2 separate regions of the Homo sapiens genome follow, and region 2 is linked to region 1. Evidence: chromatin contacts called from ENCODE Hi-C data. All regions are on one chromosome and are shown on one strand. The core of a region is the stretch at or near the end of the contact, and the rest is flanking DNA. Distances in the headings are between cores, read along the strand shown. Region 1 holds the start of TMEM39A (transmembrane protein 39A). Region 2 holds the start of SLC49A4 (solute carrier family 49 member 4).

Region 1 (5,417 bases), core at 1,434-3,933:
TAAACTTATAAACACGTTTTTCTTTCTTCAGTAATAAATTAGCTTATTGTAACTTTTTTACTGTACAAACCTTTTTTTTTCAACTTTTTGACTTTGTAATAACACTTAGCTTAAAACACAAGCACATTGTACAGCCATACAAAAATATTTTTTCTTTCTTTCTTTTCCTTCCTTCCTCCCTCCCTCCCTCCTTTCTTTTCTTTTCTTTTTTTTTTTTTGAGACAGTCTCGCTTTGTTGCCCAGGCTAGAGTGCAGTGGTGCTATCTCAGCTGACTGCAACCTCTGCCTCCCAGGTTCAAGCAATTCTCGTGCCTCAGCCTCCTGAGTAGCTGGCATTACAGGTGTACACCATAACACCTGGCTAATTTTTGTATTTTTAGTAGAGACAGGGTTTCGCCATGTTGGCCAGGCTGCTGTCAAACTCCTGGCCTCCCAAAGTGTGGGGATTATAGGCATGAGCCACTGCATCCGACCTATTTTCTTTATTTCTATCTTTATTCTATAAGCTTTTTTCTATTTCTAAAATGTTTTATTTTGTTTTTTACTTTTTAAACTATTTTATTGAAAACTAATATGCAAACACACACGTGTGTGTTTGGGTCAGGCCTATGCAGGGTCAGGATCATCAATATCACCATCTTTCACCTCCACATCTTGTCCCTCTGGAAGATCTTCAGGGTCAAGAACACACATGGAACTGCCATCTCCTAGGATAACAATGCCTTCTTCTGGAATACCTTCTGAAAGACCTGCCTGAGGTTGTTTTACAGTTAACTTTCATTTTTTTAAAATAAGTAGAAGGAGTACAATCTAAAATAACAATAAATGTATAGTATAGTAAATATATAAACCAGTAACAAAGTAATTTATTATCATTATTTAGTATGTTATACTGTACATAATTGTATGTGCTATACTTTTATACAACTGGTAGTGCAGGTTTGTGTACACCAGGATACATTGCACTACAACATAAAGACAGCTACATCATTAGGCAATAGGAGTTTTTCAGTTTTATTATACTCTCATGGGCTCACCATCATTTATGTGGTCTTTCATTGAAACATCATTATGGGACACATGACTGTATTTAAAAATGAAAAAAAAACCAGAATGGTTGTACGAGTACTGGAAGTACAGTTTCTACTGAATGAGTGTTGGTTTTGCACCATCATAAAGTTGAAAAATTGTGAGTCAAACCATCCTAAGTTGGAGACTTGTGTGTATTCCTAAGTGACAGCTCTGTGGTACATTAGGACATTAGGAATATTTGGGAATATTAGCAACTTTACTGGTTTCGATATCAGTCATTCTGGCTCTAAATTCTGGTTCTGGCTCTTATTAGCCAGGCTATTTTCTTTTTTTTCTATTATTATTATTATTATTTTTGAGACAGGGTCTCTCTCTGTTGCCCAGGCTGGAGTGCAGTGGCACAATCTCGGCTCACTGCAAACTTGACCTCCAGGGCTCAAGTGATCCTCCCACCTCAGCCTCCCAAGTAGCTGGGACTACAGGTGTGAGCCACCATGCCCGATTTATTTTTTTACTTTTTTCATAGAGACAAGGTTCCACTATATTGCTCAGGGTGGTCTCAAACTCTTGGGCTCAAGTGATCCTCCTGCCTTGGCCTCCCAGTGTTGGAATTACAGTCATGAGCCACCCTGCCTGGCCAGGCAGGCTATTTTCAACAAGCTACTTAACTTCTCTTAACTTCAGTTTCTTCTGTAAAATAATAACCATAGTAGAAGCTATCAAAATGTGAGATTTAAATGAAATGTGTAAAGCTACTAATCCAGTGCCTGACACAACAAAATTCTTAATAAAGGTTAATCATTCAATCAATACAAACAACTTTCTATTAAGGAGATTAAAATCTCTGGAGTGAAAGATTACACAAATGCTCCTTTTGACACTCTTATCTTCTTCTAATACCAAACTATTGTCAATTCCTGAACTCAAGATGACGTTGCTCACAGATCTTTACCTTTTTATCTGCCACTTCTCCAGGAGGACTGCCATTCTCCCACAAAGCCCCTATGCCTTTGTGGAGTCTTGGCTGAAACCCCAAGCTCTCTGCAAAGCTTTTCTTGGTATTGACATCACCACCATCCCACAGAATTCGTTAGTGTTACATGCTATCTCTGGACCTTGGACACACTTTTAATATTGTAACAAATGGTAATTACTGTATTTTCTTAGTGTCGCCTCTCTTCCACTAGACTCTGAGCTTTTGTGGTATTCGCTTTGTAACCACAGCATCTGTCTAGTTCTTAGCAAACAATAAGCGCAGGGTTGGATGCTGACGCATGACTTCATGACTTGGGCTCCCTCACTTAGCAGTAACGTGACCCTAGGTGACACCTCCTAATCTACACTCATCTGTAAAATGGCGGTGATAACTTGTACATGGTTACTACATGGAGTCCAAGAGACAGCAAGAAGGATCAGTAGCATGGTGCCCGCACCTAGCAGCCGCTAGCTGACTGAGGCCGAAAGAGGAAATGCTTTGGCCAACACTGGCCGGAAGGGGCGGGACCGCGAGTTAAGAGGAGAAGGCGCGCCCCACTGCGCAGGTGCAAATGGTAGGGGTTGTCGTGCCGGCTGATTCCGGGGACGCACTCGCGGCTGGGGCAGACCGCGGTCGCGTAGCTGACGTCATCGCCGTGCGCTGCCACGTCTGCTCAGCTCCGCGGTAATGGAGGCTAGGGATGGGTGCTGAAGTATCAGGCTCTGGCTCTAGCTTTAGCTCTGGCACTGGAACTGCGTCGGAGTCTGGGTCTGAGTCTGGCAGCCCGAAGCCTGGACACCTTTTCTTGATTCTCTAGGCGGGGGCTGCCTGCGTCCAAGCAGCTGGTTTGCAGCGTTCCAACGCTGGGAGGGAGTTCCCTTACCTGGGGTCCAGTCTGTAAAGTTGTCGCCGCTTTCTAGGGACCCCGCCCCACCGGCTGGGACTCTTCCATGCGTGAGTATTACTGAGCTGCCCCAAGGTCCGGCTGTCCTGGACCTGCCTCGGCCCTCTTGGGTGTGCGGCGGAGACTGCTTTGTCTACCTTTCTGCCGACTTCTCTTAGGGACCAGTCTGTTGAAGTTTGTGGTCTCCTGCAGTCCACCACACCGCATACTCTCACCTCTTCCGTCCCAGTTTTTTCCCTGCACTTTTCTTTCCCTTTGCTTGTTAATGGAGCAAGGACCAGCAGCCCCTGCATCCAGCGGTTTGAATGCTTTGTTTGACTTGGGGTTAGTTTACAGCCGAAGGCTGTTAGGAATAGGGAGCATTTGAAAACACGGGTTTTTTCCAGTGTCATCCTTGGGTTTTAGTTGTATTGTTTAGGAAACATTGGTATCCATGTTGACAGAATCATGATTTTTGCCGTAGAATGATGAAAAGAGCTTTTTTTTTTTTTTCCAGTGAGGATCTTTATCTTTTACTTGCTTCTTAATCTTGCAGTTTCAGTAATTTCTGTATGATTTTACACCAGCTTTTCTGGAGCGGGCATCCCCTTGAAGAGTTTCTTTCAATATTTTAACCCTAACATATAGAGATACCACTCGAACAGTTTTACTTTTAAACTGTTAAAAGAACTACTGGTACCCTTTCATTCCACTTCCTCAGTCCTGACAACCTCTGCAGAACAGGGGACACTCCCCCCCCCCGCCCCCCCCCCTTGAAGAAACACACTCAGAAGAACACACTCAGAAGTTAACTTATCCGGATAAGGTCAGATAATATGTGACCATCTGAGCTCACAAGCCATATCCCTTGATAACAAAACCTAATGTTTTATAAAGTGCCAATTCTTCTATATTTCAAGTAGTTTAAGTGTGAAACATTGAGCTGGAAATGTATAAGGTGTGATGTTTCTTGTAAACTTCTATTTGATTATAATATCTTACAGATGATACAAATCAGTTGACAAAAGACACAAATCATCACTTGCCTAAAGCTGAACAGAGCTTAGATCAGAACTTAGGCTTTTGACCCATTAGAGTCTGAGTAGTCCTTTAATTCGAATAACGTAAGTAGTAGACACTGGGAACATTCGTTTGAAAATCTTATTTTGTAAGGCCTGCTTACTCAGTGTTTGTCGTTGTTTTGTTGCCTACTTTAAAAATAGTCTACTGATGTTTAAATGTTTTTGTTGTCGTTCAGAGTTGAAACTGGTTGACAACCATTAACCTGGGTTGCAACTACAGGTGGCACTGGAAGCAGACTGGTTCCTGGACATGCCCGGTGGAAGGAGGGGCCCTAGTCGGCAACAGCTAAGCCGTTCAGCTTTACCTTCTTTGCAGACTTTGGTTGGTGGAGGCTGTGGCAATGGAACAGGCTTGAGAAACAGGTAAAGAAAAAATAAGGCTATATATAATTTTAATGTCCTTTGATCAGTAAGACTAACATAAAAGTCATCATGTCATTCAGATATTTGCTTATTGAGATTTATTCTTGACACTGTGGTAGAAATCCTGCCCTTCAAGACAAAATTCAGAATTCCAAAATACTTTGGAGGTAAAAAGATGTGAAATGGGGCCCACAAAGTGAAAGCAGTCCCATTCTTTATTTTGGCTGATCATCTAAATTCTTGTTATCCCCTTTTTATCTATTAGAAGAAGGGAGAAGTGAATGAAAATACAAGGTAAGTGTGATGGTTTATCTACTTATAAGCATTCTTTTTTTAGAGGGCAAATTATAAGTCAAATTCCATCAAGGATTTTAAATTGTCAAAAAATTGTTTGGTCTTAATAAATGTTAGCTGTTTTTTAGCTGGGTTAGCCCATGCCATCAGGAGGTTTGATAATGTAGCAGTTCAAAGAGATACTTTTACCTAATGAAGTATTTGCTCAAGATATTTTCTGCCAGCTAATTTCTCCTTCCTCCCTGAAAAAAGTTTTTCTCTTGTCTTGATTTTAATTTTCAGAGCTAGCAATCAGTACTACTGTATTTTCAGGCCTGTCTAATGGTATTTATGCACTTTTGTTTTCTAGGCCTGACCTTTGTCCTTTTTTTTTCCTGACTTTCCAATCCCTCTTCCACCCAATCTTTAAAATTAGTTCTGATCTCATCATTTCAGTGGAGCTCTCCCTGAAATTCCAGTTTGAAGGGATTTTTCCAGTCTCCGATTCTCATACTAATTTTTAATCCGAGTTTTGTTTATGTATGTATACAGAGTAACTAGTTTATGCTAGAGTATTTTTTACTCTGCCGTTCGTTGGATTTCCTTATTTTAAAAATGATGGTACTGTTTGCATCATAGCAGGATGTTGAAATAAATGAAGTAGTAAATTGCAGTAACTTTAAAAAACTTTACTGAATTTTACAAAATTTCTACAAATAAGTATTATTTTATATACTTAAAAATAAGAATGAGAATATGCGAAAATGCTTTTGAAGAAAGGTACTATCTAATATAGGTATTGAGATAA
Region 2 (5,417 bases), core at 2,918-5,417, 3.3 Mb before region 1:
AAGCAAGTATCAATATCACTAGGTGACATACTAAATATTTGCTTTTCTTGTTTGCTGTCTGGATCTCCTTACTAGGAGGAGGGTCTGTGAGGGCCATGTCCCCAGTGCGTGGAACACACTGGGTTGCTATCTCCTTGAAACTTCCTTTAGTTAGCTTCGAGGGCACACTTGGTCTTGGCTCTACTACCTCTCTGGCTAGTCCTTTTCTGTCTCCTTGCTGGTAAATGAAAAAGGGTGGGAAGGTACAAACCCATTTTAGGAAGATAAACAGTCTCCTAGGCTAATCAGGCTGGGGCGTGAGGCAGCACAAAGGCCAAACAACCACCTACCCCCCAGGGTGCAAGATATTTTGGTGCCTTGCTTGAGCCTAGGAGTTGAAAACCAGCCTGGACAACATGGTGAGACCCTGTCTCTGCAAAAAATACAAAAAACTAGCCAGGCTTGGTGGTGCGTGCCTGTAGTCTCAGCTACTCAGAGGCTGAGAATCACCTGAGCCCAGGGAGGTTGAGGTTGCAGTGAGCCAAGATCACACAACTGTACTCCAGCCTGAGTGACCAAGTGAGACTCTGTCTCAAAAAAAAAAAAAAAAAAAAAAAAAAAAGATATTTTAGTACCCAAGGATGCCAGAAGCAAGAAAGAACCTGCTTTCTACGTGCGTAGATGGAACACCTGTAGCAGGAAAGCCAACATATAAAAGTGTATTTGCTTTCTTCTACTAAAAATGAAAACTACTTCCTAATAAAGAGAATTTTTAAATGTATTTTTTATTGCTTCAACCAAAGGAAAATATAAAATTGAATTCACCATATAGTCACAAGAACTACTGAAGAACTAAAGTACCTTATTTTATAAAGTGAATGGGTAGTTTCTAATTTATCCTGCCATGGATAGTAGGTACAATTATAATAAGAAGGGTGCAAATTAACATTTTTCTACCATAAAAAACAAGGTTGGCTAAATTTGGGGAATAATATTGAAAAATGCTCCTGATAAAAATAAAAAGAAACTATAACACAGCATTTTCCCCTGAATTTAGCCAACCTTGTTAAGGGAATGACCAAGGAATTATCACAGATTGGAGGAAACTAAAGAGAAATTACAACTAAATGTAACAGAGGACCCTAGACCGAATCCTGGAACAGAAGAAAAATACATCAGTGGAAACAAATACAATCTTTTTTCTTTTTAAAAAAATATTATTGTAACATTGATTATAGGTAAAGTACTACTTTGGGTTTGTTTGTTTGTTTGTTTTGAGACAGGGTCTCATTCTGTCACTGAGGCTGGAGTGCAGTGGAGCAATCATAGCTCACTGCAGCCTCTACTTCCTGGGCTCAACTGATCCTCCAGCCTCAGCCTCCCCAGTAACTAAGACTACAGGCGCATGCCAACATGTCTGGCTAATTTTTGTATTTTTTGTAGATTTGGAGTTTCACCATGTTGCCCAGGCTGGTCTCTAACTCCTGGGCTCAAGTGACCCACCCGCCTCAGCCTCCCAAAGTGCTGAGATTACAAACATGAGCCACTGAGCCCAGCAGAAACCCAGAGAAAATCAATATTTAGTTTAAAAGCAAACAACAATAACCCAAAGAAAATCTCCCTTTGGTAGGAGAAGCCCTTCTTCGGCATCTAGCACACATCCTCTGCAAAAGTATTTGCTCTAGCTGGAAGTTCTACAGCAGTCAAGACACACCCATTCAGGGCTGGGTATCTTTGTTAGAAGGTTCTTCCTTGTATTGCTTTGAGTTACATTTCTTTGTAACTTGACTCAGTCTAGTTCTTCCTCCTAGAACAACACATAAGTCGAATTCCTCTTTGACTTGATCTTCACATAGTCTATATCTTGCCTCAAGTTTCTTTTTGAAGTGTGATACACACAAGTTCCCTTCATTTTACACATCATGATTTTTATACCCTTTATCATTCTTGTCGCAGAACCTTTAAAGTTCTGCAGTTTGTCAAATGGCCTTCTCAGAATCAAGCTCAGAACTAAACACTAATGTAGAGCCTATCAAACTATTTTGCTTCTTGTTTTGGACACTATGTTTCTATGCCTAAACTGTCCTTTCTTTTTTAGCAGCTACATTATATTGTTGATCATTAAGGAATTCACAATCAACTATTCCTTAGTCTTTTTCACATGGATTCCAATGAAGGAATTCCAGTGAAGGAGGAGAGAAGGAAGTATAACTACTAACATCACCCTGCTATTCTATTCTCTTAATAACCAACTAATTTTGAGTGCTAACTACATGCCAGACAATTGCAATTCTATACCTACCTACACTTGACTTTTGCTGAGGTCTGAATGTGTTCCCCTCAAATTCATATTTTGTTTATGTATTAATTTTTCTGAGACGAGTCTTGCCCTGTTGACCAGGGCAGAGTGCAGTGGTGCCATCACAGCTCACTCCAGCTTCGACCTCCTGAGCTCAAGCAATCCTCCCACCCCAGCCTCCCAACGTGCTGGGATTACTTGAGCCACTGCGCCAGGCCTCAAATTCACATTTTGAAATCTTAACCCTCAAAATGATGGAATAAGAAGGTGCAGCCTTTGGAAGGTGATTAGGTTATGAGGGTGGAACCCATGTGAATAGGATTACTGCCCGTATAAAACAGACCTCAGAGGGATTCCCTAACCCCTTCTTCCATCTTATGTTATAGTGAAGAGACCACTGTGTAGGAAGCAGGCCCTCACCCGACACCGATTCTGCCTGAGCCTTCATCTTGGACTTCCCAGCCTCCAGAACTGTGAGAAATAAATTTCTGTGTTTATGAACTACCCAGTTTATGGTATTTTGTTATAGCAGCTCCAGTGGACTAAGACAACCTTCCAAATCTGACTAAAGAACTCATTGCAACAAAACTTATAAAAGGTTGAACAGAAACTGTACAAAGTAGCTCCCAGGCATTATTCAATTAATAAATATAAAATCTTGCACAACAGCCTCTTGAGGGTAGACTGTCACTACTAATCATTTATCCATACTTATGTGGTAAGTATGCCTTGATTCTCAGCCCTATGGCTTTTTCTTCTCAGAGAATCACACTGGCAAGTGGTAAAGTGAGATGTCCAGGGTACCATTCTAAGCAAGCATCTTCACTCATCTGCAAGCTTTAATTGAAAGTCACAAATCTCAACTGAGAAAGCCATCTAGTCACATACACACATTTTAAAGCTGCCGAGCACCACCTTCCAGAAACCAAAGTGTCAGATCTGAGTTTCCCAATAGCTCTTCCTGGGCTGGAGTCATCTATTACACAAAACGAACTCATTATTTCCTTACATATGGGCACCGTCAATCTATTTTCCGACCTTTCATCCTCAACATCCCCATATCCCTTTGAAGTCAAAGCATCAGTCATTTTTGTCAGGTGTAAAACACATACACCGCACGTGCACGGGGATGCTCTGATGTTCACAATGTGTAAAAACTTGAACGTTTAGAGATCGCTTAAATCCCTGGTGTTGCATAAAGGGCCTTGATAAAAAACATAAATATTTGCAAGGTTGCCTTTCCATATTTGTCGCTTTGGGGACGGAGGGTTCCTAAGTCAGAAATGGAATGCTAGCAACACTCTATCACCTCACACAACCCCTATGCCGGGGCCAAGGGAGGCGGCTGGCAGGCCTGGAGCGCGGGCAGGCGCCTGCTCCCGGAGGAGAGACAGCGCGGGCTGGCGCTCCGCGACCCCTCACCTCTCTTGTCCAGGAGCCACATGAACGCGAAGCAGGGCAGGAAGCCGATGGGCCCCCACAGCACGAGCAGCGCGATGTCCCAGCTGGAGAAGCCGTAGGCCTGGCGCGCCGAGTTCTGGATGGGACCCCAGGTGTTCCAGACCAGGCCCTGAACGAACGCCAGCAGCGAGAAGAGCAGCAGCACCAGCCAGCGGCGCCCGTATACCCGCCCGGGACCCGGGACCGCCGCGGGCAGCGCCGCCGCCGCCGCCTCCCGGCTTCTCCAGGAGGCCCCCAGCCCAGGCCCGAGCCCGGGCCCCAGCAGCGGCTGCCTCTCCTCTTCGCTGCTCCAGCGAGAGCCCATGGCGACGCGTCGCCCGCGAAGCCACTGCCGGGCGCAGTCCGGGTCACCGCCGACTAGCCCAGCGCAGAATAGTCCTGAGCAGCAGGAGGCGGAGGCTGCTGTGGTCGCCCTCGGCCTCCGGACCGCGCCTGGTGCGCCTGCGCGGCCCGAGCCGGGCCGGCGGGGAGGCGGGGAGGCGGGGCAGGCGGCAAGGAGGCTGGGGTCCGCCCTCCCCTCCGCGGGTGGCGAGGAAACACCGGCGAGAGGAAAGGAGCCAGGTCCCAGACGGAGGGCAGGTAGCGCTGAAAAGGCAGGGACCAGCGCGGCTGAGTCGGGGAGAGGGAAACTCCCAGAGAGGCTGTATTCGAGGAGGTTGGGCAAGGAACCCTGGGGTGTTTGGAGGAAGTGTCCAAGTTAAATCTTGTGCCTAATAAACAACTCAGTGACCTGTTAAGTGACGTCAGTTAACCTGATGCTTGCTTCTATTTTGGGCTTATTCTCATTTTTGTTGAGTTAGTAACTTCAGAAATTATAGGCGAAGGATAAAGTTTAAGCGTAGTTGGTCCCAGGGGATTATCTCATAAAAATCATTTCTTACGTGCAATAAGTACTACCTATTTTTGTTACTTTTTTGTCTTACATATCCAAAGAGGAGATTCCAAACTAGCCAATTTCATTCATATATATGTAAACTTTACCCATTTCGCCTGCCAATAGGCGAGCAATAAAGGTATGTCCAGTAAAGTTGGAAGATTTTTGCCCCAAAGATCCATCTCCAGTGATTATGATTTGACCACAGGGTAAACGAGAAGAAAGGTGGTTGTTGATCTCTTCACACAGCTGTTTGTTTATTTTGGTATACAAATTCAGAAGCCTGACAGCTGTGGATTAGTGTCCTTGAAAACCTAAAGTCAAGCAATTTGGCTTGTCTGGATCGGGAAATGAGTCACAGGGAACGCAATCACAGGATTCTTTGCCCGAGGTTCGTATTTCCCGGCAGCCACTAAAATCAGAAGGAGTCAGGTTACCACCAGAAGGGCAAGAGAGGTGTAAGAGAAGCGTGAGCTAGCCTCGCATTCCAGGCTGCCAAGAGCGGCTCGCGAAAGCTCACGGCAGAGACCCATCCCACCGCCGGAGCCCCACTAAGCGGCAAACCTTCCCCTAAAACTCCAATCCTTTAGGGTGGAGAAAAGCCGAGGTGGAAAGGAAGGATCTGACTAGAAAAGGAGAAACAGAAACGAAGCTAAGACTACAATAAAGAACGCTAAGGTCCGGGTTAGGTAAAAAGCGCCACAACTCAGACCACGTGTTTGTATTTCCACACCCGGGGTATCAAAACAAAGCTGCGTGGTCCCGCCCAGCATCCGTCACGTGACCTCCACGTGAGAGCCGGCG

The links. A loop is a pair of places that touch in the nucleus more often than their neighbours do. Pooled maps may share reads with other maps.
Region 2: a map of CD8-positive, alpha-beta T cell shows a loop between it and region 1 (17-fold over the local background). The contact joins the promoter of SLC49A4 here to the promoter of TMEM39A in region 1. A Hi-C loop is called at or near these places in 2 of 168 maps with a recorded cell type or tissue (CD8-positive, alpha-beta T cell and natural killer cell) and 7 of 50 pooled maps.

Annotation. Positions count from the first base shown.
Region 1 is chr3:119,460,881-119,466,297 of GRCh38, reverse strand. It overlaps TMEM39A (transmembrane protein 39A), which reads left to right and starts at 2,683. Exons shown (of 9, transcript NM_018266.3): 1 at 2,683-2,962; 2 at 4,150-4,336. The coding sequence starts at 4,224. RefSeq lists enhancers at 2,433-2,492, 2,523-3,012.
Region 2 is chr3:122,793,819-122,799,235 of GRCh38, reverse strand. SLC49A4 (solute carrier family 49 member 4) reads right to left here and starts at 4,167. Exons shown (of 9, transcript NM_032839.3): 1 at 3,701-4,167. The coding sequence starts at 4,043. It overlaps HSPBAP1 (HSPB1 associated protein 1), which reads left to right and starts at 5,405. Exons shown (of 8, transcript NM_024610.6): 1 at 5,405-5,417. RefSeq lists a silencer at 3,841-4,330.